3 separate regions of the Homo sapiens genome follow, and all the other regions are linked to region 3. Evidence: chromatin loops called from intact Hi-C (ENCODE). Cell type or tissue: heart right ventricle. All regions are shown on one strand.

Region 1 (8,000 bases), 410 kb after region 3:
ACATAACACAAATATATATATGTATATAACATAAAATTTACCCTTTTATCCATTTTAAGCACAAGTTCAGTGGCATTAAGTACATTCACATTGTCACACTACCATCACCACCATCCATCTCCAGAAGTTTTCCATCTTCCTCAACTAAATTCAACCATTGTAATTCAACTAAACGTAACCATTCTACAATAACTCCCTACTCCCCTCTCCCCAGCCTCTGGCAATCACAATTCTACTTTCTGTCTCTATGGACTGTCCACTCTAGGTATTTCCTGTGAGTAGGATCACACAGTATTTGTCTTTCTGTGACTGGCCTGTCTCCCGCAGCACAGCATCCTCCAGGTCTGTCCACGCCGCAGCATGTGTCAGATCTCCTTCCCTTTAAAGGCTGGATGACATTCCATTGTGTGATACACCACGTCTTGCTTATCCACTCATCCCTCGATGCTCATTGGGTTGTTTTCACTTTTGGCTGTTGTGAATAATGCTGCTAAGAACACGGGTACAAATATCTGTTCAAATGGATGGGTTTTGAGCAGGATAGTGGTTGGAAAAACCCTTTAGAAAGAGCTCCCTGCTGGTGCAGAAGATGATGATGATGATGATAATACAACTAATACTGAATGTGTGCTAGGTGCTGCGCAAAGTACTTGACGTGCATCAACTCATTTAATCCTCACAACCGCCGCATCCTCACACCTACTTTTTTGAGGTTGATGTTGTTATTATCTCCATCTTACTTAGGAGCCAGTGGAACCTACCCAGGTTTGCAGACAGCAGAAGACGGAGCCAGGAACTGCATCTGGACAGTCAGCTTGCAGAGCCTCGGCACTCACACTGTACCACATGGCCTCTCCTGGCAGACTGGGAGGGGTGAGATAATGCATGGAGGCTGTTGCTGGGCCATGGGAATAATACAGGCAGGAGCTGACAAGAGCTGTGAACTGAGCTCAGGAAGCAATAAAGAATAGGCATGTGGCCAGAGACTTGAGATTCTTAGGGAGCGAGATGGACAAGCTCCCCGGAGTGACTGTGGGTATGAGGAAGGGGAGGGGTCTAGGATGACAGACAGCTTTTGAACTTGATCACCTAGGTGGAGAGTGGTGCCATTGACTAAGAGAACATGGGTAAATTGGCAGGTGTAGTGGAAGGGGAAAAGAATGATTCTATCCAGTACCTGCTGAATCTGAGATTCCACAGGACATTTGGATACAGGTGCCCAACTCATATGGTATGAATCAAATTCAACAGAAAGATCTTGTTGGAGACACAGATTGAGAAGTCATTAGCATAGGGGAGAGTTGGAATCTTGGAAGTAGATGAGCTTGTCCATGGATCATGTGTGTGGAACTGAAAAGAAGAGGTGGAAATTGAAACCCAGGAATGGGGAGTTGAAAAGCTGGGGCAGTGAGAACACACTAGGGCTTATAAATTTCAGAACTGACATGACAGCAGAGAGTGGGTGAGGCCCCACTGCATTGCCACACGTGCATTAACCTGCACTGTGCTCCCTTCTGGGGGAAAACCAATGGTTAGGGACTGGTTCAACAAAGAGGGGACAGCAGGCATTTGGTGGGAAGCATCAGAAGGGTAGAAGGATATGGAAGCCAAGGTGGGGGAAATATTTCTGGAAGGATGGTATCAAATGCCTCAAAGAGATCAAATTAAATGGGACCAAAACAGTGCCCACTGACTTCTGCAGGCAACATTGCTGGTGACCTTACAAAGGGACATTCTTTGGAAAGGGTAGGAGCAGGGGCCATCTTGCCCCGGACTGAGGCATAAAGGAGAGTGTGGGTGTACATGGAGTATAGACGTCAGGAGAAGTGTGCATCCGGGGACTAGGGGAACAGGCAGTAGTTCCTAAGGCCTGGCCTGCGGGAGGCCAATGGAAGATCTTGAGCTCATTCACAGTTAGAGAGACAAAAACCAGTGCAGAAAGGTGGTCAGGGGGACCAGGCCTGGGAGGTCAGAGGACAAGAGGAGGAGCTCAAGTTTACGAGCATTCCCCTTCAGTAGAGGAGGGCTGCCTCAGACCAGAGAGGAGAGTGGCTGGGCAGGCACTGCACAGGGCCATGGGGAAGCCACAGCCTTTGGAAAATGCAATCTCTCAAAGCTGATCTTGACACAGCGAGGCTGGGACACACACATCGGAAATGGCAAAGTCCTTTTGGGAAGTTATTTGGCAATGGATATAAAGTTAGTTTTGGAAATTTACCCAAAGGGTAAATGAAAGAAAAAGCATCCGTACAATTATGCTCCCGGCACATTATTTACAATATTATTTTTAAAAAGCACATGTGGCTAATGGCATGGAAACGAGTTAAGTAAATTATGGAACATATGCTCAATGGATGGAATATTATGAGGTCATTAAAGTTATAATTACGAAGCTTATAGCTACACAGAAACATGGTTATGATAGTAAATGGAAAATCCGTCCTAAAATTGTATGTATACTCTAATTGCAACTATGTGAAGTATGCTTTCCCATGAAAGTACATTACAAGAGAATCCCTAAACTGATACTAGCTGTTGGCTGGAGATAATGGTAAGATTATGGCTGACATTTTTTTTTTCTTTTTCTATTTGGAAAGCTTGTTTTGAATCCTAATGCTACAGTTCTCATTAAAACAACAAGAAGAAAAAGTAGCCTTATATCTTATTAGCTATTACCCTATTTAAAACAGAACATCACTGGATTTTTTCCTCTCTACCTGATAGTATCGAGGCCTAATAGAATGGATTTTATGTGGTGTGGCCATTCCATTCAAAGCTCCTCACCTCTGATGTTGAGATTGAGTGTCGATGGTAATGGGTGTCTCCTTCCCGCAGTCCAAAGTGTGCTTGGATGCTTCTAATAGAAAAGATGCTCGCTAAACCTTCAACAACATTCCCAGCCCAGGAGCCATGCCGGGATGGGTTGCGAATGGCAGGCAGGGCAGAGACAGCCGTCCTTGCCAGTCCTGTATCCAGCACACGGGTACGTAGCTTTCATTCTACTGGGGCATGTCCCTGGAGGAGCCCACTAGCAGCTTGTCATAGAACCCCTACCTTCCTCGCGCCCAAGTCTTAGGATAGACTGCAGTCCTAAGCCTCAGCCTCTTAATATTTTTCTTCTATTTTGAGTTAAATTATCTCTATTTTTATCTTTTTTGGGTACACTAACATTTAGAGAGTTTATGAATGGTTCAAAACATTGATACAAATAGGCATTTTGAAATGGCAACTCAAAGTCAAATGGTAGCCATTCTATGCTAGGGACAGAGCAACATGGGGTGGAAGAAGTGGATCCCAGCCTCCCATCTGCAAGAATTTCCCTTCATTAGAAGAAGCTGCTGTTGGCTGGGAGCAGTAGCTCATGCCTGTAATTCCAGCGCTTTGGGAGGCCAAGGCAGGTGGATCACTGGAGCTCAGGAGTTCGAGACCAGCCTGGGCAACATGGCGAAACCCCATCTCTACAAAAAATACAAATTAGCTGAAAGTAGTGGTGCATGTCTGTGGTCCCAGCTACTTGGGAGGCTGAGGTTGGAGGATCGCTTGGGAGCAGCAGCCGAGGTTACAGTGAGCTGTGATGGCAGCACTGAACTCCAGTCTGAGTGACAGAATGAGACCCCATCTCAAAGAAAGAAAGAAAGAAAGAAAAAAGCTGCTGCTGCTTTTTTCTAGTACCCTAGCTCTGGCTTCTAGTCTTCTCTAATAATTTACCTCTTTCATTGAAAGGAATCAATGCAATAGGCGAGATAATTATAGGCTCAATGTAAGCATAAGAAAAAATCAGAATTTAGAGATTCATCTGCAAAAGATGGATTAGAAAGGATAATTAATATGCCTGATGTTTTCAAGAGGCATTAAAATGCGCATGAATCACTAGATTAAATCCAGGAGTGGGGCAGGAATTGCATCCTCTTCCTCCTGGTCTCTGTGCGCCTAGTTGCTTATTCGGTTGTAAACTACTCCATCTTGTGGCTAAACTAGGGTACTAACAGAGATCAAGATGCTCTTATTTTCAACCAAAAATCACTGTATTTTCCCCTCTTAAAACTTATGCATAGGTTTTAAGAAATCCAAGCCATTTAAGAATTATGAACAAGCTTTAAAAAATTCCAAGCATATATAAATGAAGAAAGTAAACATTATCCATAATCTCGTTATCTAGACTTATCCACACAGACATATATTTTTAGGCAAATACAGGCACATAACATGCATACTGCTTTATATGAGAACTAGTTACAATTTGCCTTTTTTCACTTCAAATGAATCACTATGTTAACACAATTCAGGAATCAGGGCTGGTCAGTATTTGATAAAATTAACAGGTTGAACTTTTTAGTTGCTATTGTAAATGGAAAAATCAGGAAATCTATAACTTTGGACAGGAGAGTTTTATTTCTTATAAAGGGTTACAGACTATAAGGTGGGCATTCCGATATGCTGGGAGGTGTAGCCTCCAGCCAAAGCCATAAAGGCAGGCACTTGGAGGGAGGGAAGGAGAAGACAGGAATTTCAGCTTAACTGGTATACATATTCAACAGGATATGGGAGGAGCCATGAATATTCATGAAAGGGGGTCTTGCACATGTGTGATAAGCAAACATGCATGTTATATACATCCCAGGGTCTCCTTGGGGTGGAGACGTAACATTTAAATGCATTATAATTAGGCCCTATATGTCAAAAGGTGAAGCAGGGCGTCAACACACCCAAGTGGTCGGCCTCTGTAAACCAGCCAGAACCAGTCCATGGCCTGTGATCTCTTATCAGGAGAAAGTTACAGAAATCAGTCTCTTGTCCAATCAAAGCTGTAGTTATGGCTGGTGGAAAGGGGGTGAGTTAGTCAGTGTCTGGTGGTGGATGAGCTGCAACTAGTTCAACATTGCTTATGTCAAGGCCAATGCTGGTTTAGCTGCTAGAGAGAACAACCTCTGGCAGTTAGAACCTAGTTTATTCTTTAAATGTTGGGTGCATGACTTAACCCTTCCCTGCCATGGCCTTAGGTCTTGTTTATAATTTGGTACCATAATGAGTTTGTTCTGTCAGTCTTATGGTCTCTATTATAACATTAATGCCGGGCAGTTTTGTCTAAACTGCAAAAGGGAGAAGGTATTATATAATGAGACAGACCTCCCATCCCGTTATGGCCCAGAATTTTCTTTAAGGTTTCTCTGGGGCCCCCTTGGCCAAGAGGGAGTCCACTCAGCTTGCTGGGGGCTTAGGGTTTTATTTTTAGTCCTCACTCTACGTATTTTCATAGCAGTTAGGGTAACCACAGTCTCCTTGGGCCTGGGCCTCCTGATCTGTTAAAGCCAATGAGGGGCGGGCGTCAGAGATTGCACACCAGTGGACCCCAAATCCCCCCCGCAGACCTTCTGGCTTCCAAGGTGCCCAGGGTCTTACAATGCTCCCTGCATTTGTTGCCTGCCTGGGGAAGCATATGGCTTACAACAGTGGGATTAAATGATCCCTAAATTCCCCGCCACTTGAGACATTGAGTTGATGCTGTTCCTGTCCTGAGAACATTTAATAAACTAGAGAAGTGGTTCTCAAAGTGGGGTCCCTGGACCAGCAGGATCAGCATCAACTGTGAAGTAGTGAGAAATGCAGATTCTGAGGCCTTCTCTCGGGTGTCCTGAATGACCTGGGGGTGGGACCAGCCACACGTCTTGGGCCCTCCAGGTGATTGTGATGCACACATAACTTCCAGAACCACTGATGCAGAACATCAATGAGATCACCCCTTTCTTATACATGTATCTTTCACCCTCCCACTACTAATTTTCACAATCTTATCTCTACACAGATTAGGCTACTGCGATTCAACTGATCACAATACAATAAATCCAGAGTCGGGCTCCTTTCCTCCAGCTCCACTGCTAGCACCGAGGGCCAAGCCACTGCCATCTGTCACCTGACTCGCAGCAGCCACCGCCCTGGGCTCCCTGCTTCCATTCCCACCCCCTGCAGTCAGCTCCGCTCAGAAGGCTCCCATGGCTTCCCTCTCACCCCAGGAAACACTGCTGCCTTAAATAACGTCAGGGCCTTATAGGCTGCCCTTTGGCCTCTCTGACCTCATCTCCTACTACTCCCCTGTTCTCTCTGCTTGAGATGCATTTGCCTCTTCCTCATCCCACCACAGGGTCTTTGCATTAGCCGAGCTCCCTGCCGAGAGCCCTTGGATCCCATATGTGCACGTTGCTTGCCCTCTCGCTGCCTTCACACCTCTGCTCAAACACCACTGCGGTGTCGAGGCCCCGCGATCACTCTATTTAAGTTGCAACCTCTTCTATCTTGAGAACTCTTAATAAACTAGAGAAGTGGTTCTCAAAGTGGGGTCCCTGGACTAGCACCCCTCCACATTCCTCCTTCCCTCCTTCCTGGTGCTTCCTACAAGGGAGAACATCAGGTACTTGGCTCAGTTTAAGGTTTATTTCCCCAGCTGGAACTTGAAGAACATGAGGGCTGGGCTTTTGATCTGCTCCAGGGACATCCTCAGTGCCTAGCACAGGGCTGCGTGGGGGCAGTGATCAATAAGCGTTTGCTAGATGAATGAAAGAAACAGATGCTTATTAGGGGCATGTGCGCCCTGATGTGGGGGGCCCGTGACTGAGGGCAACCCCACTCCCATGCTTTTGCCAGCTTGCATCATGCTTCACCACCTGTGCGTGCTTGGACTGCCCAGGAGGGCCCTGGGAGACGCTCTCACAGCCCCTGCCCCGCCGAGGTTACCTCCAGGCCCGCAGGGCTCTTTCCCATCCAGTGAATCTCAGATTCTGAGTCCTCCCAGCACAGGGCTCCAGGCTGCCACACCCGGTTAACCCATCCATGGGCAAGGCCCAAGACTCGGCCAGTGAGAGGCTTCGTCATACATAGAGGAAAAGAAACATATTATTTGGTTTGTATCTGGAACATCTCCCAGGCACCTTGAGTTGTCACACCAGCCTGATCTCATCATTCTTTTTATCTGTTCTGAAACATAAAACCACCAGTCTCCGTTCTCTCTAGGATAAAAGTAACAACTCTTACTCTATAAACACCTGTAGCAGCTTCTATGGCTGCTGTGATGGATTACCACAGGCTTAGTGGCTGAAACCAGCACGATGTCTGATCTGATGACACCTGAGGTGCAGCCTCGCTGGGCTAATAGCAGGTGTGGGCAGGCTATGCTCCCTTCTGGAGGCTCCCAACACCTTCACAGGGAGGCTAGGAATCTATTTTGAGGTTAAATTAAAAATATAGAATATGAAGGAGACTCAGATCTAAGAGTTACTGTGTGCTTATTGAGCTCAGAAGTTAACCAAATAGCTTAAGATTATTCTAAAAGACTTGAGAGCTATTAATATAATGAAATGGGTCACAGCCACATACTAGGTGTGTTAGAAATGAGAAATACCAGGCTGGGCACAATGGCTCATGCCTGTAATCCCAGCACTTTGGGAGGCCGAGGCGGGCGGATCACTTGAGGTCAGGAGTTCGAGACCAGCCTGGCCAACATGGCGAAATGCAGTCTCAACTAAAAATACAAAAATTAGCCAGGCGTGATGGCGGGTGCCTGTAATCCCAGCTACTCAGGAGGCTGAGGCAGGAGAATCGCTTGAACCCAGGAGGCGGGGGTTGCAGTGAGCCAAGATTGTGCCACTGTGCTCCAGTCTGGGCAACAATGTGAGTGAGACACCGTCTCAAAAAAAAGAAAGAAAGAAAGAAAGAAAAGAAATGAGAAATACCCAACACTTCCTTCAGAGCCACTTTTGTCCTCTTGTCTTGTTATCCTTCCAGCTTCACAAGCATCGAGGCACACTCCCTGGACAACAGGACATTGTGGCTCTCCTAAGTGACCCAGGAGTGGTTCCATTCTGTCAGGGGAGCTGAGTTTGCAAGTTCAAGATCTGATTGGAGTTTGGGGTGGCTTATTAGAGGTCACCAAATTCTCCTGCTGCTTTCTCAACCCAAGAAACCCACAAAGGTTTCTACCGATAAGCAGGGCAGCCTCAGCAGTGGCG
Region 2 (8,000 bases), 150 kb after region 3:
TTCTTTCCTTGTTTGCCCTGCAGATTCGCAAGGGGCCCCTATGCTGTGGGTCCAAGCCCTCCTGTCCTGCCTCTGACTGTCTTGTGTGGTCTGGCCCCACAGGACTTGTCTTACAAGGACCGGCACTGGCATGAAGCCTGTTTCCACTGCTCGCAGTGCAGAAACTCACTGGTGGACAAGCCCTTTGCTGCCAAGGAGGACCAGCTGCTCTGTACAGACTGCTATTCCAACGAGTACTCATCCAAGTGCCAGGAATGCAAGAAGACCATCATGCCAGGTCAGGAGGCACTCCTTTCTCATGCGTGAGCCAGTCTAGCTTCAAGCCTTGTGCACGTTCCTCTGACCCCCTGTTCACATTGACTTGGTTCCAGACACTCGTGTTGACTTTCCAGTTTGACCTTGAACTGCAGAGGAGTATTTAGAGTACTTACGAAGCAGGGACATACAGGTTCTATCATGGGCAGTAACGGGATCTTTTTGCTGTGCACGTGGGGCAGTGTTATGCAGTCAAATTGTTAGAGTAAGAAAATGGTGGGTATCCCCCTTAAAAATACATCTCCTGCATCAGCCCCCACTCTCCCACCACCATAGATAGTTTCTCTTTTCTTCCCTTCTACCTGCTGAATTTGTACTCATTCAGTTATTTCACCAAGTGTGCATGGTGCCCTTGCGTGCCAGGCACTGGGCTCGAGCTGAGCATTCGTAGGGTGTGAGCCGAGGTGCACCTGGTCCTCTGCCCTTGTAGAGTTGGTGTTCTAGACGGACAGTCAAAAAGGGCACAGCCGCAACTGGGCCAGGTGCCGAGGATGGCAATAAAGGTGCCTTGTGTGTTGATGGGACTGTGTCCCTCATGGTTTTTTTGTGTGTGTATGTGGGGGGAGTTATTTGTTTTGTTTTGTTTTTTATGTAGGAGAGCAGAATCTTTTATTTTAAAAAGCAAAGTGGACAAAAATATGTGGAATTTCAAAATACAGAAAGAAGCTGGGTGCGGTGGCTTATACCTGTAATTCCAGTACTTTGGGAGGCTGAGGTGGGTGGATCACTTGAGGTCAGGAGTTTGAAATCGGCCTGGCCAATGTGGTTCAGTGGTGCAATCTTGACTCACTGCAACCTCTGCCTCCCAGGTTCAAGAGATTCTTCTGCCTTAGCCTCCTAAGTAGCTGAGACTACAGGCGTGCACCACCACACCTGGCTAATTTTTGTATTTTTAGTAGAGATGGGGTTTCATCATGTTGGTTTGCTTTGTTTTTGATAATAAAGAAATACTGAAGAGACTGACATATGGGAAATAGTTTAGAAATATATGTAGGATGCCAGGTGTGGTGGCTCACCCCTGTAATCCCAGCACTTTGCAAGGCTAAGGAGGGCGGATCACGAGGTCAGGAGTTTGAGACCAGCCAGGCTAACATGGTAAAACGCTGTCTCTACTAAAAATACAAAAAATTAGCCGGGCATAGTGGCGGGCGTCTGTAGTCCCAGCTACTCGGGAGGCTGAGGCAGGAGAATGGCCTGAACCCAGGAGATGGAGCTTGCAGTGAGCTGAGATCACGCCACTGCACTCCAGCCTGGGTGACAGAGTGAGACTCCGTCTCAAAAAAAAAAGAAAGTTATGTAGGATAAGGAATAATCATTTTTTAAAAAGGCAAGGAGGTAATCTGACCTTTGGTAAGATGGTTTCTTACTGCCACTACATTTCTCTGGTTAATATAACTTTAAAACAACTGTGACACACTATGACAGGGAAGAAAAATGCCCAGGCTGACACAGTCCCAGCCCTGTTGGCAGCTGTAAGGGAAAACAGCTGGAAGGGCTGCATGGTGACTTTAGATGGGGCAGCTCCAGGCAAGAAGGCCTCTTCTAAGATCATGTGGATCCTGCAGAGGCTGGAAACTCGGGCCCCAGTGCTGTGCGACAGTGCAAATGAGAATTGAAGCCCGTAGAAAGCCAGGCTGACCTGTGTCCTGCCCCACAGGGAGTCACTGCAGAGACACAACACTCAGTAACAATAAGAACCACGACATTAATTGAAAAACAAATTAAACCCTTACTAGTTTCCTGAACAAGGGCCCAAGGAAGCTTCCACTGGGGACTCTAGGGGCTGTTTAAAGACTTTAACTGTTAGCACCAACCATGACATAAAAAGTATGCATATTTCCCGGATTTTGAATTTTTCACCTGTCTTGACTTTCTGTGTTAGTCACGTTCTCCAGAGAAACAGAATCAATCAAGGAAATGTATACACATAGATACATACATAAGGAGAGAGAGAGAGAGAGAGAGAGAGAGAGATTTCAAGGGATTGGCTCATGAGATTGTGGAGGCGGTAAGTCTGGAATCTATAGAACAGGGCAGCAGGCTGGAGGCTCAGGGAAGAGATGATACTGCAGTTCCAAATGGGAGCATTTGAATTCCGTAGGGCGGCAGGCTGGAAACTCAGGCAGGGTGTGTCTATTGCAGTCTTGAGAAGAATTAGTTGCCCTTAGGGAAACCTTAGTCTTTGCCCCTAAGGCCCACTACCGATTAGATGAAGCCCGGCCCTGATACGTGGGTAACGTGCTGCACTCGAAGCTTGCTGACTTAGATGTTAGTCACATCTAAAAAACACCTTCACGGCAACAAGTAAACCTGTTTTTTGACCAAACAACTGGGTACCAGAGCCCAGCCACGCTGACACATAAAATTAACCATCACACCTTCCCTTTCTCATGGTGTTTACTGGGGAGGGAAAGAAAAGAAAAACATGATCAGATAAGAAGTAAAAACCTAATGTTCAGTGAGAGGTAACCCATACTGAATATCTGAGAATTAACTGGCCGGCAGCCTCTTCTACTAAGGAATGGGGGAAGCAAGAATTCAGGCTCTGTGGTAAGAAATGCTGTGTAGTAATAATAACAACACAGCTACAGCTTCCAGCCCCTGAGCACACACACAGGCGTCAGACCCTGCTGCTTTACAGAATCCCATTGAATCTTCGGTGTTCCCTGGGTTGGATGGCTTCATCCCCATTTTACAGGTGCCTCTGCCAGAAGAAACGGACTGGGCACCAAAGGCAGGGCGTCTAGAAGAATCCCGGTGTATGCAAAACAAACCAGCACCGACAAAACACTGAATCAAAGCACTTGCTTGCCTGGGTTTGATTTTTAAAAGTGTTAGAACCCATTCAAGATGAATATGGGTTTACAGCGTCAGTGCACAGCTTTTGCGGTGAATTTACATTTAGAGGACAAGTGAAAAACTCACCCACCAGCTCCACACCCCCCACACAAGTCAGTTTCCTGATGACCAATCAGGAAACTGGAATACCATCAGTAACCCCAGTGCTGGGGTTTACCGGCTCTCGCGCCCCTATTAGCAGACGTTGCTTACAGATGCACCACAGCCTCTGAGCAGACTCAAGTAGCGATTCTGTCTCCAACCCTGCAACCAAATTTCTGGCTCCTCATTTGACTTTTTTTTTTTTTGAGCCAGGATCTCGCTCTTTCGCTCAGGCGGGAGAGTAGTGGTACGATCACTGCTCACTGCAGCCTTGACCTCTCGGGCTCAAATGATCCTCCCACCTCAGCCTCCTACGTGTCTAGGACCTCAGGCACACACCACCACACCCGCCTAATTTTTTTTTTGGGGGGGTAGAGACAGGGACTCTCTATGTTGCCCAGGCTGGTCGCCAACTCCTGGGCTCAAGAGATCTCCCGCCTTAGCCTCCCAAAGTGCTGGGATTACAAGGCTGAGGCACCGCAGCCAGCCTCATTTGACTATTTGAATCAGATTAAGACATCCCTTCTTCAAGACTGCGCTTCCGCCTGCGGGAGACTTGGTTCAGAGTGTGCGATTCAGTTAGGAGAAGGAACGCTCCTGCCACCTGCCGGTATTGCTGCATATGACCATGCAGGCTTGCGGCCACTGCTGTCGCCATGCCTGAGGTGCACGCGCCATGTCCCTGAGGCTCCAGGTGCCCTGTGCATTCCCTGCACGTAGAGTTGCCCTCGAACTGGTGTTGATCTGATCAGACTTATTTCAGAACTCGACAAGAATGCCATGAGAGTCATAATTGCCCCATATTCATTGGCAAAATCCTTTGGCTTCTGGGCTGCTTGATCAGAATGAATGTCAGAGATCCAAAGAGCAAGTGACAAAAGTATGCATGGAGGTTGAAGAAAATCTTTGTGAATTCAAAGTCCTTCCACTATTTTTACTTGAATTTCAATTGCTTCATGTAATGTTTGTTTTAGGATTCATCACCCCACAATTGAATTCCATAGATTGTACAGCTTAGTTTTGAATTAAAAGATCGCTGCGTGTCACCATCCCAAATTCCCTCTCACACATTGCCCCCCAACACACACCCTGCTTATTTTATATAATCTCAAATGTCTGGTCTTGGAAGTACAGGAAGCTGAGAAAATGATCCTAAATAACAATCGTGATAATTCTCAGCACATTCCTAATTACTGGAGGACAGACATTTCATGACCAACTTTCTAGCCAGCTAAAATACAACCCCTAGCTTTGTCCTTGGGACCATAAGATTTTGGGGCTGAGAGCTATGGACTAGTCTATAGACTCCTATAAGCCACCTGTGTTACTGCAGCTGCTTCCACCTGGTCTGGAGCGGGGCAGTCCCTCTGTCGGCTTGATTCCCCATCATTCCCTGACCCCCAGTTGAAGTCACATGTATGTGACCCTCATGCCACAGTCCCCAGGGATTGGCAACATTTTTCCTTCAAAAATCAGATAAATATTTGGGGCTTTGTGGACCATACAGTCTCTGTCACAACTACTCAACTATTACAACTACACAACAACTGCACAACTGCACACAGCTGCACACTACTCGGCCGTCTAGCTTAAAAGCGGATGTAAACAATGGAAGTAAATTAATGGGCGTGGCTGTGTTCCAATAAAACTTCATTTGAAAAGCAGGCAGCAGTCTGGATTTGGTCTTACACAGTGGCCAGGCCCCTCAGCTAGTCCGGGCACTTACAACACTTTCCTCTTTCTTTGTCCCTGATACTTATTTCCCCAGATTGTTCTTTACCTTTGCTTTATATGAAGGGTACTTGTTTATACGCCTATCTGGAATCATCCGTTACTATAAATAGATACACTTCTTTCTGGCAAACAAAAATGAAAAAATGTCAGTCAACAGACACCGAGCACTTGCAGTGAGTCCAGCTTGGTGGTGGCAGGGGTGACCCATAAGTGTTTCAGTTCTCTAGAGCTCCTCAGTTCACTTGGAGAAATGGTAGAAATGTATCAAATGCTAATAGTTATTCAAAAGACAATGGATGGCGTAGGTTTAGGCAATTACTAAATGGGATGTACAAGTAACACATGAAGATTTCAGCCAGGCATGGTGGTGTGCACCTGTAGTTCCAGCTACTCAGGTTGAGGCAGGAGTTTCCCTGGAGCCCAGATGTTCAAGGCTGCAGTGAGCCAGGATCGCACCACTGCACTCCAGCCTGGGTGACAGAGTGAGACCCTGTCTCGAAAACAAAAAAAAACTACATGTAGGTTTTAATTATAGCACTTAGTACAGTGCATAAAACTACCTAGATACATCACAACTTGGTTCAACAGGCAGTATGTAAAGTGAGTGTTGTAGAGGCTGCTCACTGAATCAGGTTCGAGGTTCCAGGTTCATTCACACTCTAGCCATTTCCATCCTGCTGTGAACCAGACGGGGTGTTCATTATCAGGTGTGCAATAGGTGAATACAGTCCCTAGACTCCAAAAGTCATGCTCCATGGGAATTCATCGGAGCTATGCCACACTTCTCTTTATACTTTGCATTGCTGAGAGAGACTTAACTTTTTTTAGATTTAACATTCCTAACCACGGTATTCAATAAATAAATGTTAAGTGCCTAAAATGTACACGTGTTGTTCTAGGAGCTGGGTGTACAGTAGTGAACCAAAAGACAAAGTCCACGCCCTGCACAAAATAGGAATTACCTCCATGTAGAGGCGAGCCTTCAAGAGCTGAAGTGGCTTGCTCTGGTCATAAAACTAGAGGGCAGCAAGCTCTGAAGGCAGATTGCTGGGACTCCACACCCCTCTAACCATAACTCTGCTGTGTTCCTCTTGACCCTGATGACAGGTACCCGCAAGATGGAGTACAAGGGCAGCAGCTGGCATGAGACCTGCTTCATCTGCCACCGCTGCCAGCAGCCAATTGGAACCAAGAGTTTCATCCCCAAAGACAATCAGAATTTCTGTGTGCCCTGCTATGAGAAACAACATGCCATGCAGTGCGTTCAGTGCAAAAAGGTATCTCAGATGCCCCCTTGGCCCTTGCACGTTCTGGCTGGTTTGCCTCCATGGTCCATGTCTGTCAGTTCTCTTTCCAAAACCAAGGATACCTGTGATACTTAAGTGGCGTGGGAGCTGTGCCTGTCCTGCCTTACATTCTGAGCATTTATCCATCGGGTCTGGGTGTCCATCCTTCTTTCAAAGACATCAACATTGTTGAGCTCTGTGATCAAATCGTTTAACCCTGCCTTCTTCTAGACCATTTCTAAATATGTTCTTATGTTGATAACCTGAGGTTAGAGGGAAGGGGAGCCACCATCCCAAAGCTGTCTTGTTCAGCTTCTCTCCATGAATAAAACAAGAAAACAACTGCAAACTTGAGAGGGAGAGAAAGATGGAAGGAAGAGGGAGGAGAGGAAGGGAGGAGAGAGAGACGGATGTGAGAAGAAAAGTAAAGGAGAAAAGTCTGCCTCCATGGATATGGGACAGATCATTTATTAAATGTATCTACTCTGGCCGGGCATGGAGGCTCATGCCTGTAATCCCAGCACTGTGGGAGGCCAAGGCTGGTGGATCACCTGTGGGAGGCCAAGGCTGGTGGATTACCTTAGGTCAGGAGTTCAAGACCAGCCTGGGCAACATGATGAAACTCCATCTCTACTAAAAATACACAACTTAGCTGGGTGTGGTGGCACACGCCTGTAGTCCCAGCTACTCAGGAGACTGAGGCAGGAGAATCACTTGAACCCGGGAGGTGGAGGTTGCAGTGAGCCAAGATCCCACCACTGCACTCCAGCCTGGGCGACTGAGCGAGACTCCATCTCAAAAAATTAAAAAAATAAATAAATAAACTTATCTACTCGATAATGTGCTATTCCAGTCATGGCTCTGTTAGGGTTAAAGAAAGAAAGGGAACTGCATATCTGTAGGAAGCCATCTCTCTGCCCAGTTGCCCCCCGACCTGCACCCTTCAGGGTGTAGCTTAGTTTTCTGCTGTGCCCTCTGACTCTTAGACACACGCAATTCTTATTATGCTATAGCTTCCAGCGTCTCTGTCCTGTTAGGATTTGCATCAGCCTGTTGAGTGGCACCCTCCCACTGCTCACTCGCCCTGGGCAGCGCCAGCTGTGGAACTCATCACAGGTTCTGTTCGCTCTCCTCCTGTTATTGACTCTGCTCACCCAGCTTCTGCTGTTTTGCCCTTGGGGCCTCTACCCTTGCGTCTGGGCCATGGAGAAACATCCCCAATGCTGCTACCTGTACCTGGCTGGCCTGGGCAAGAATATCCCCACCTTGCCCACACCTTTTCTAAGTGCTGAGTATTCTTACCAATTTCCATTCAGTCTTTCTCTCATTTCCTTTTTTTTTTTCTTTTTTTGAGACAGAATCTCACACTGTCGCCCAGGCTGGAGTGCAGTGGCTCGATCTTGGCTCACTGCAACCTCCGCCTCTTGGGTTCGAGCAATTTCTCCTGCCTCAGCCTCCCAAGTAGCTGAGATTACAGGCGTGCGTCACCATGCCCAGCCGGTTTTTTTTGTATTTTTAGTACAGACGGGGTTTCAACATGTTGGCCAGGCTGATCTCGGAACTCCTGACCTCAGGTGATCGACCTGCCTCCACCTCCCAAAGTGCTGGGATTACAGGCGTGAGCCACCATGCCTGGCCCCATTTGTTCTTTACTGTTATTTTAAATTTTATTTCTCTTTATTTCCTCTCCTTTTATGCTTCTGTTTTTTTCTTTTTTTGAGACAG
Region 3 (8,000 bases):
GGACAACTGGACGGTGAGCAAGGCAGGGAGGAGCTTTACTAAGTGACAGAACAGCTCTCAAGAGACCCAAAGTAGGTAGCTCCTTTCCACAAGCAGGTCGTCCCAGTGAGCGTCTGAGTCTGACTGAATCTGGGTTTTTTTATGGGCTTGTAATGAGGAAGTGCATGCTGATTGGTCCATGTGCAGACATGGGTGGACATGGAAAAAGCACCATTGGATTGTCCGAAAGGCATCAATGAAGTTCTCACTCCAGGTTGTGGGCTCCACCCAGAACTGGCAATAAGGCCCCCAGGCTTCAGGCTGTTCCTGACTTGAAGGTGGGGCGAGGTCCCACTCCTTGCCCAGGAACCTGTCTGCCTCCCACCACCATCAACATGCTGTTAGCGGTACCCATGCTGTCCGTGCTGAGGGGTACCCACAGGCCTGCGACAAGCCACCCTCAGCCCTCCCCACCTCCCTGAGCTCGTTGGCCCCCAAAGTTTAGAGGGGGCCAAAGTGGTGGAAGAGCTGGCATGTCAGTGCCACCCTAAGCACGCACACATGCAGCTTGGGTTGCGACAGCCCCTGGGCTCAGCTATAACTTTGCTCCACACTGGAGTGGGCACCAGGAGTGGGGAGAGGCTGGGGAGTGGGAGCAGGCACCTCTGAGCCTGTAGGGGCAGGGATCTTTCCAGGCTCCTGAGAGCACAGAGATGCCCAGGTCCAGAGCTGCAGCTGGGTGGCTGCAGTTCTGCCTGGGAGCATGGGCTCCTGACCAGCCAACTTGGTAGGATGCGGGGCTCCCTCTGGGATCACCTGTTCCCAGCCCCCACCAACTCCCCAGAGCATGCAGCCCCAGTCACACCTCTCCTGCTGCAGCTGGCCTGCCCGCAGCAGCCACTCCAGATGGGCTGCCACTGCCATCACTATGATTATCCTGGAAAAACTGGAATGCATGATCACCCTACCTGTAGTTACAAATTTTAGGAATTATAGCAAAATTTCACTTTAAGAAATAAAAACAGTAAATTAAATTCACTTTAAGGCCTACTTCTGTTAATTACTTACAAATAATTATTGAGGAAAAAAACTAATGATTTCTCTTTCTCTTTACATGGAGTATGTATAGAAAAATATTTGGGCTGGGCGTGGTGGCTCACGCCTGTAATCCCAGCACTTTGGGAGGCCGAGGCAGGTGGATCACGAGGTCAGGAGATCGAGACCATCCTGGCTAACACGGTGAAACCCCGTCTCCGCAAAAAATACAAAAAATTAGCCGGGCGTGGTGGCGGGCGCTTGTAGTCCCAGCTACTCAGGGAGTCTGAGGCAGGAGAATGGCGTGAACCCGGGAGGCGGAGCTTGCAGTGAGCGGAGATTGTGCCACTGCACTCCAGCCTGGGCGACAGATCGAGACTCTGTCTCCAAAAAAGAAAGAAAAATATTTGGAAAAAATCACTCTACATTGTCATTTGAAGATTTTATACAATGATAAAATAAACAATTTTAAAAGAAATTTGAAAAGTTCGTAAAATAAAATTTAGAGTCTAGATAGGTGAAATGAGCAAAAACATGTTTCATAGGCTAAGGGAAAATTATAAGCAGGCACTGCAAAGATTCCAAAACTGAATATTTATCAGGCAGTAAGCTCTTAATGCTTGAATTGATTCCAGTACTCTGGAATTACAAATTTACCCCTAGTGTCAGAGTATTTAGTAATAAAATTTCACATTGTTGTTTTGTTGGGAGAAAAATATTACACTGTTTATCTACTTTATTTTTTAAAATTTTTTAATTTTTTTTTTTTGAGACGGAGTCTTGCTCTGTCTCCCAGGCCGGAGTGCAGTGGCGCCATCTCAGCTTACTGCAACCTCCGCCTCCCAGGTTCCAGCGATTCTCCTGCCTCGGCCTCCCGAGTAGCTGGAACTACAGGCATGTGCCACCACGCCTGACTAATTTTTGTCATTTTAGTAGAGACAGGGTTTCACCATATTGGCCAGGCTGATCTTGAACTCCTGACCTCTTGATCCACCTGCCTCAGCGTCCCAAAATGCTGGGATTACAGGCATGAGCCACCGCATCCGGCCATCTACTTTATTTTAAAAAATGTTTCAAATAAATATGTCCTCAACAATGTTAATGAAACTCTCTATATTAATAAGGTTTATGGGAAAGGGTTCTAGGTAAAGAAAGGTCAGTAGTAAAGTAAACAACACACAACTTATATGTTCCAGATCTGTTATTTGTTCAACTCTGGCATGTGGCAAACAACTTTGATTATAGAATTTTAGGAGTTGATTTTGTTTCTCAAATTGGGGCCTTCGTACCACCTGGATCAAGGTCATCTGTGGGTTTTATTTTAAAAATGAAGACATGCAGGCGCATCTTGGATCCTTCTGTGATCTGCCCTCCAGCTGATTATTATTCCTACTGAAGTTTGGGCTCTGCTGTGATACTAGTGATGAATGAAGCACCAAGATTTGGAATGAACTCAGTAGGGGTGAGCTGGAGCCACAGTGAAGAAAGATGTAGAATCTTGTCTGGGCAACAGTGCTTAGACCATCACATAGTTCTCTTGTCTCCCTTCAACTCTCCTCTTTTTTTTTTTTTTAGACAGGGTCTCATTTTCTCTGCCCAGATTGGAGTGCAGTGGTGCGATCTTGGCTCACTACAACCTCCGCCTCCCAGGCTCAACTGAGTCTCCTGCCTCAGCCTCCCTAGTAGCTGGGATTACAGGTGCACACCACCACGCCTGGCTGATTTTTTTGTATTTTTGGTAGAGACGGGGTTTTGCCATGTTGGCCAGGCTGGTCTTGAACTCCTGATCTCAAACGATCCACCCGCCTCGGCCTCCCAAAGTGCTGGAATGATAGGCATGAGCCACTGTGCCCGGCCTCCCCTTAGTTTTTATTCTTTTGGCCTCTTCCTTGAGTTTGTCCCATGAGAGTTCCCTGCCAATTTGACCTGTTGACTTTCTGCTCTACTTTTACGGTCTGCTGCTGCATCTGGAGGCCACCTGTTTGCAGTGAAACCCATCTCTGCCTTGTAGCTTCAGGTTTCTGCAACCGGGTTTCTGGTCACCTTGACCCAGATTCCTGGCCAGCTTCCACAGCAGGCAGTAATGCCATACTGAGCAGAAATTTAAACACTGTGTGTTGCAAGCTAAAAAAGTACAATCCATGAGGTCAGTTAGGCTTGACGAAAGTATTGTTTAACCCTGAGGTTATCGCTGTTATCTATTACAGAGAAAGTAAGCTAATTAATGCTCATAATGAGTGGTATTGTTTGAATGTGTCCCTAAATGTTTTCTTGGTTTTTCGTTTTGTTTTGTTTTGAGACAGAGTTTTGCTCTTGTTGCCCAGGCTGGAGTGCAATGGTGCAATCTCGGCTCACTGTAACCTCCACCTCCCAGGTTCACGAAATTCTCCTGCCTCAGCCTCCCGAGTAGCTGGGATTACAGGCATGCGTCACCACACCCGGCTAATTTTGTATTTTTAGTAGAGATGGGGTTCCTCCATATTGGTCAGGCTGATCTTGAACTCCTGACCTCAGGTGATCCACCCGCCTCGGCCTCCCAAAGTGCTGGGATTACAGGCGTAAGAGAAGGCGTAAGTCTTCTTCTTCTTCTTTTTTTTTTTTTTTTTTTTTTTTTGAGGCAGAGTCTTGTTCTCTGGAGACTGGAGAGCAGTGGCACAGTCTTGGCTCACTGCAGCCTCTGTCTCATGGGTTCAAGCAATTCTCCTGCCTCAGCCTCCTGAGTAGCTGGGACTACAGGCACCCAGCACCATGCCCAGCTAATTTTTTTTTTTTAATAGAGACAGGGTTTCACCACGTTGGCCAGGATGGTCTCAAACTCCTGACCTCAAGTGATCTGTCTGCCTCGGACTCCCAAAATGCTGGGATTACAGGCGTGAGTCACCGCGCTTGGCTGTGTCCCCTAAATTTTATGTGTTGGAAACTTAATCTCCGAATTCATATGTTGATGGAATTTGAAGATGGTATCTTTTAGCATTAAAGGGAAATATTAGTAGATAAGGTCATCAGGGTGCATCCCCATGAAGGGACTTGTGGCTTTATAGGAAGAGAAAGAGAGTCTTGTGCTGACATGCACGCTTGCCCTGTCTTGCCATGGGATGCCTCCCGCATGTCATGAGACAGCAGAAAGGCCCTCGCCAGATGCTGGTGCCATGCTCTCGGACCTTCCAACCTCCAGAACCATGAGCTAAAGAAACTTCTTTTCCTTATAAGCTACCCAGCCTGTGGTATTCTGGTATAGCAACAGAGAATGGACCAATACAGTCAGCACGCTGCATCATCAAGGAAAGATGTAATTGGGTTCATTATCTCTCACTTAATAAGGCAGTAAATTAGTAATTATTTTAGAAATATTCCCATAAACAATTTAAAATATATGTACATCAAGCTTTAGTTACCCAAGGAGGGAGAGGGGGAACACTCGCTCAAAATTCTCACCACATCATGATAATCAATGATAAATAAGGAATAACTGGAATAGCCACTATGCTTTGTTTGAAGAAAGAAGTTGTAATAATCTGTTTTTACACCAGATGGCAGAGTTGGTTTTCCTTTGGTTTTTTTTTTTTTTGTTTGTTTGTTTTTTTAAAGACTCCAAAATAGCTGCCTATTTTATATAACCAGCTTTTACTTGTTGGTTCCCATCAGGTCAATATAATTTGTTTAATACCTTTTCACATAAGGACATAGCACAATGAAAGGCTTACTTTACCCTAAGCCTTTTAGGGGGAAACAGAATAGCAGATGGTCTAGAGAGTATGATTCAGCTAGATTATACCTACTTTGCCAAAGGAATTATGCATTTAAATAATACCTGTGGTTGCCTTCAAACTAACACAAGTTTTCATAATTTTTATATACAATTATAAAACCTATTGGCTTATCATTCCAATAGTTTCTGAAACATCAACTATACTGCTTGCAAATGCATTTTTTGAAATTTATGTCTACTACTAACAATCATAAGAAATGAATTTGTATTCTTCTTATTGTGTGTGTTATCTTGTTTTCATTTTACTTTTTTCCCTACTAAACTTGAGGAGCAAAGCAAAAATACTAAGAGATTCTTTTTCAATAACTAGTGTAATAAACATTCAATATGCTAATTATCATAAGATAGACCTCTCTCGTTCTCACAACAAATAACTGTACAGAAGATGCAAATGTCCATGTACCTTATACTTCCACGCAAATTGCAGAATTTATCCCTAAATTTTAAAAGTGTAAGTATGGCTACATTTTGGAACCGTGGAATGTCTTAGTTCATATGTCCTACATTGCCCATTATACTATTTGTGAACTTGCCTTAGCATTAATCTCAAATATAAACTGCTTGGAACTTAGAGGTTAATGTTGCTCTCCTGGTCCCCCTGAGGTGCCCAGCTGTATTATGGCATAGATACCTGACACAGCTGTGGCAAGAATGAGTGCACAAATGGATAGGGTAAGAGAATAGGGGATATCGGTTTGTTGCATTATAGATTCCAGAAATACTTAAATTTCATCACACATACTTAACCGTTCTGTTCTTACTTATCCCATATCCTAGATGAGGCCATTTGAACCCAGAGGTCCATGCCTGGCACATGGTCAGAACTAAATATATGTTAATGCCCTTCTGGTCTCTTTTTTTCCTAAAGACTAGATGACTCTGTGACTAGAACCCTTGAGAACACTCAAAGTCAGAGGATATAAATAAGCATATAGTAATGTGTGTCTACATTACTAAAAAACAACTGAAAATCTAATCTCACCCAAACTGAAACCAATTTGGCTAAAACAAGTAAGAAATATCTTGAAGGGGCAGCGCTCCCTGCTAGTTGTTCCAGTGCAAGTTCTTGATTGTCAGTTAGAAATAAAAAATTTTAAGCTGGGTATGGTGCTCATACCTGTAATCCCAGTGCTTTGGGAGGCTGAGGTTGGAGGATTGCTTGAGGTCAGCCTGGGCAACATAGCAAGACCCCATCTCTTAAAAAAAATTTATTTTTAAGTCAGCCAGGTGTGATGGTGCATGCCAGCTCCTCAGAGGTCAAGGCAGAGGGTCACTTCAGCCCAGAAATTTGAGGCTACAGTGAGCTATGATCATGCCACTGTACTCTAGCTCTAGTAGAGCAAGACTCTGTCCCCCCAAGAATTTTTATTTAAAGACAAACTGAAGTTTAGTAATAGCCTATGGTTTGAGTGCATGATATCTTCCAGTAAGTGGCGGTGTGGGGTTTAGCATCCTTCTTTTCTGTGATATTTAAACTAATTTATTCTTTGTATTTAATAAATGTTGAGTAACTACTTTGTCCAGAAAGTTTTTTATAGATACGGAAGAAAGGGAACCTGCGGTCTGTGAAGGGCAAAAGGCTAAATTGGGCTTCCATTTGTGCTATTTTCATGTATTAATTTAATATTTACTGAGTATAATAATAGTAGTCAATCTTTATTAGCTTTTACTTACTGTGAGCCAAACATTATTCTAAGCACCTCATCTATATTAACTAATTTAATTTTTATAAAAACCTTAGGAACAAAATGCTACTTTTAGCTGATTGTGCAAATGAGGATCCTGAGCACAGAGTTGAAGGGCCTGCCCAGAGCCACCCAGGCAGCAGGTGGCTGAGACAGCCCTGCCTGCATGGAGTTCAGCACTTACAGATTCCCAGGCTTGCAGAGGTCCAATAAATACTGGTTAGGAGCTCCTAGCATACATGCAAACTGATCAATGATAGCGCTATGCAGTGGAGAATGAACACCATGCCAAGAGGGCCCAGATGAGGGAGCAAGTGTGTCTCCCCAGGGGATGAGGCAGACCTTCCCCAGAGAGGTCACACTTACACAAGGCGTTAGAGGAGAAGCATGGTCCCTGGAAGATGCAGCAGCACACGTGCACAGACACAAGTGTGGGCTGCCTGGGAGCTGTCAAGGGGGTCAAATAGCCTGTGTGCATTGATGGGTGTTGGGGGCTGAGCTGGAGCTGCGGCCCCCGGTGTGTGAAGGGTTCCCCTCCTGGCCTAGGCTAAGGGTTCGGCATTCATCTTGCAGAGCCAAGGATGAGTTTAGCAGGGAATTAACTCCACCTGACTTTGGTGTGGATGACAAAGTGCAGTGCGGTGGGAAATGAGCTAATGTGGAGGACATCTGGGTCTTTGGACTCCTGGGGAAGCAGATCAGGGAGGCCAGATGTAGGCCTGACTCTGTCCATCAGCTGAGTGGCCTTCGTGAGAGGTGACTTCCTTGGTTGTGACCTGGGGATTAACAAACCAAACTCCCAAGTTTGTTGGGAGGATTGGATGAGGACAGTGCTTGCTCAGCACCTCTTATAAAGGAAACGCTCATCAACATTGGAGCTGGTCCCAGCCATGGACCCTTCCTAGCCCTGCCCCACCCCGCCTGCAGACCATGGCAGTCAGGCAGTGATGATACCGAGACAGACATCACTGAACACCTAGGCTGAGCCCCTGGCCGGCCAGCACCCCGGGAAGCAGGTCCAATGCAGGTGCAAACATGTTTCCTGTGAGGACTATGGTCCAGAGAGGCCAGGCCACCTCACCAGGTCACACATGTGTCATCAGGGGGCTGGGGTTCAAACCCAGTTCTGTTTGGCTGATTCTAAATCCCCACTGGCCCTCTCTATGCAAGTACATATAATACCTCTTGAGAGCCCATCAGTGCAGAAGGGATTCTGACTCTCTTTTCCCTCACATGCCTGCTTGGGACACATGGGCATGGCAGGACAAGAGGACCCCATCTAGAGCCGAAACTGCAGCCTCTGGGTGCACTCTTGTTGGTAAGTGTTCTGGGCATGCTGCCTATGGAGCCATGGCCTCCAAGCCTTTAGATGTCACCAGCTGGAAGCGGCTAACAGCAAGTCCCCTGGGACGTTCTCAAACCCACAGGCATTCTGCAAAGGGCAAGGGGTCAGTATAGAAGGCAGCATGGCAAGGGCTGAAAACCTGGCTGGGAGCCCCAGGCACTGGTCCCACATGCTCCTGGTCCTCTGG

The links. A loop is a pair of places that touch in the nucleus more often than their neighbours do. Peaks named below come from ENCODE experiments on the same cell type or tissue, not always from the same donor. Only the 100,000 strongest peaks of a DNase experiment are listed, where the experiment ranks them.
Region 1: it touches region 3 in a loop (5-fold over the local background); 11 of 110 quality-filtered maps call a loop at or near these places.
Region 2: a loop joins it to region 3, with 5 times the contacts of the local background. A loop is called at or near these places in 106 of 110 quality-filtered maps.

Annotation. Positions count from the first base shown.
Region 1 is chr2:105,110,641-105,118,640 of GRCh38, reverse strand. No RefSeq gene overlaps it. Among named protein-coding and RNA genes, the nearest start is that of MRPS9-AS1, 12 kb to the right of the region's middle. In heart right ventricle, a CTCF peak has its summit at 3,988 (motif pointing left); no DNase peak of the experiment used is centred here.
Region 2 is chr2:105,365,836-105,373,835 of GRCh38, reverse strand. It overlaps FHL2 (four and a half LIM domains 2), which reads left to right. Exons shown (of 7, transcript NM_001318895.3): 4 at 103-277; 5 at 6,097-6,266. It also overlaps a transcript of C2orf49 not described here. Among named protein-coding and RNA genes, the nearest start is that of FHL2, 29 kb to the left of the region's middle. RefSeq lists enhancers at 3,425-3,924, 3,925-4,426. In heart right ventricle, a CTCF peak has its summit at 3,860 (motif pointing left); DNase peaks (open chromatin) are centred at 165, 715, 3,205 and 3,855; H3K27ac peaks cover 6,341 bases.
Region 3 is chr2:105,517,935-105,525,934 of GRCh38, reverse strand. All of the region lies in intron 1 of LOC105375311 (a long non-coding RNA gene), which reads right to left. Among named protein-coding and RNA genes, the nearest start is that of LINC02946, 89 kb to the left of the region's middle. In heart right ventricle, CTCF peaks have their summits at 4,542 (motif pointing right) and 6,734; a DNase peak (open chromatin) is centred at 7,914; H3K27ac peaks cover 2,748 bases.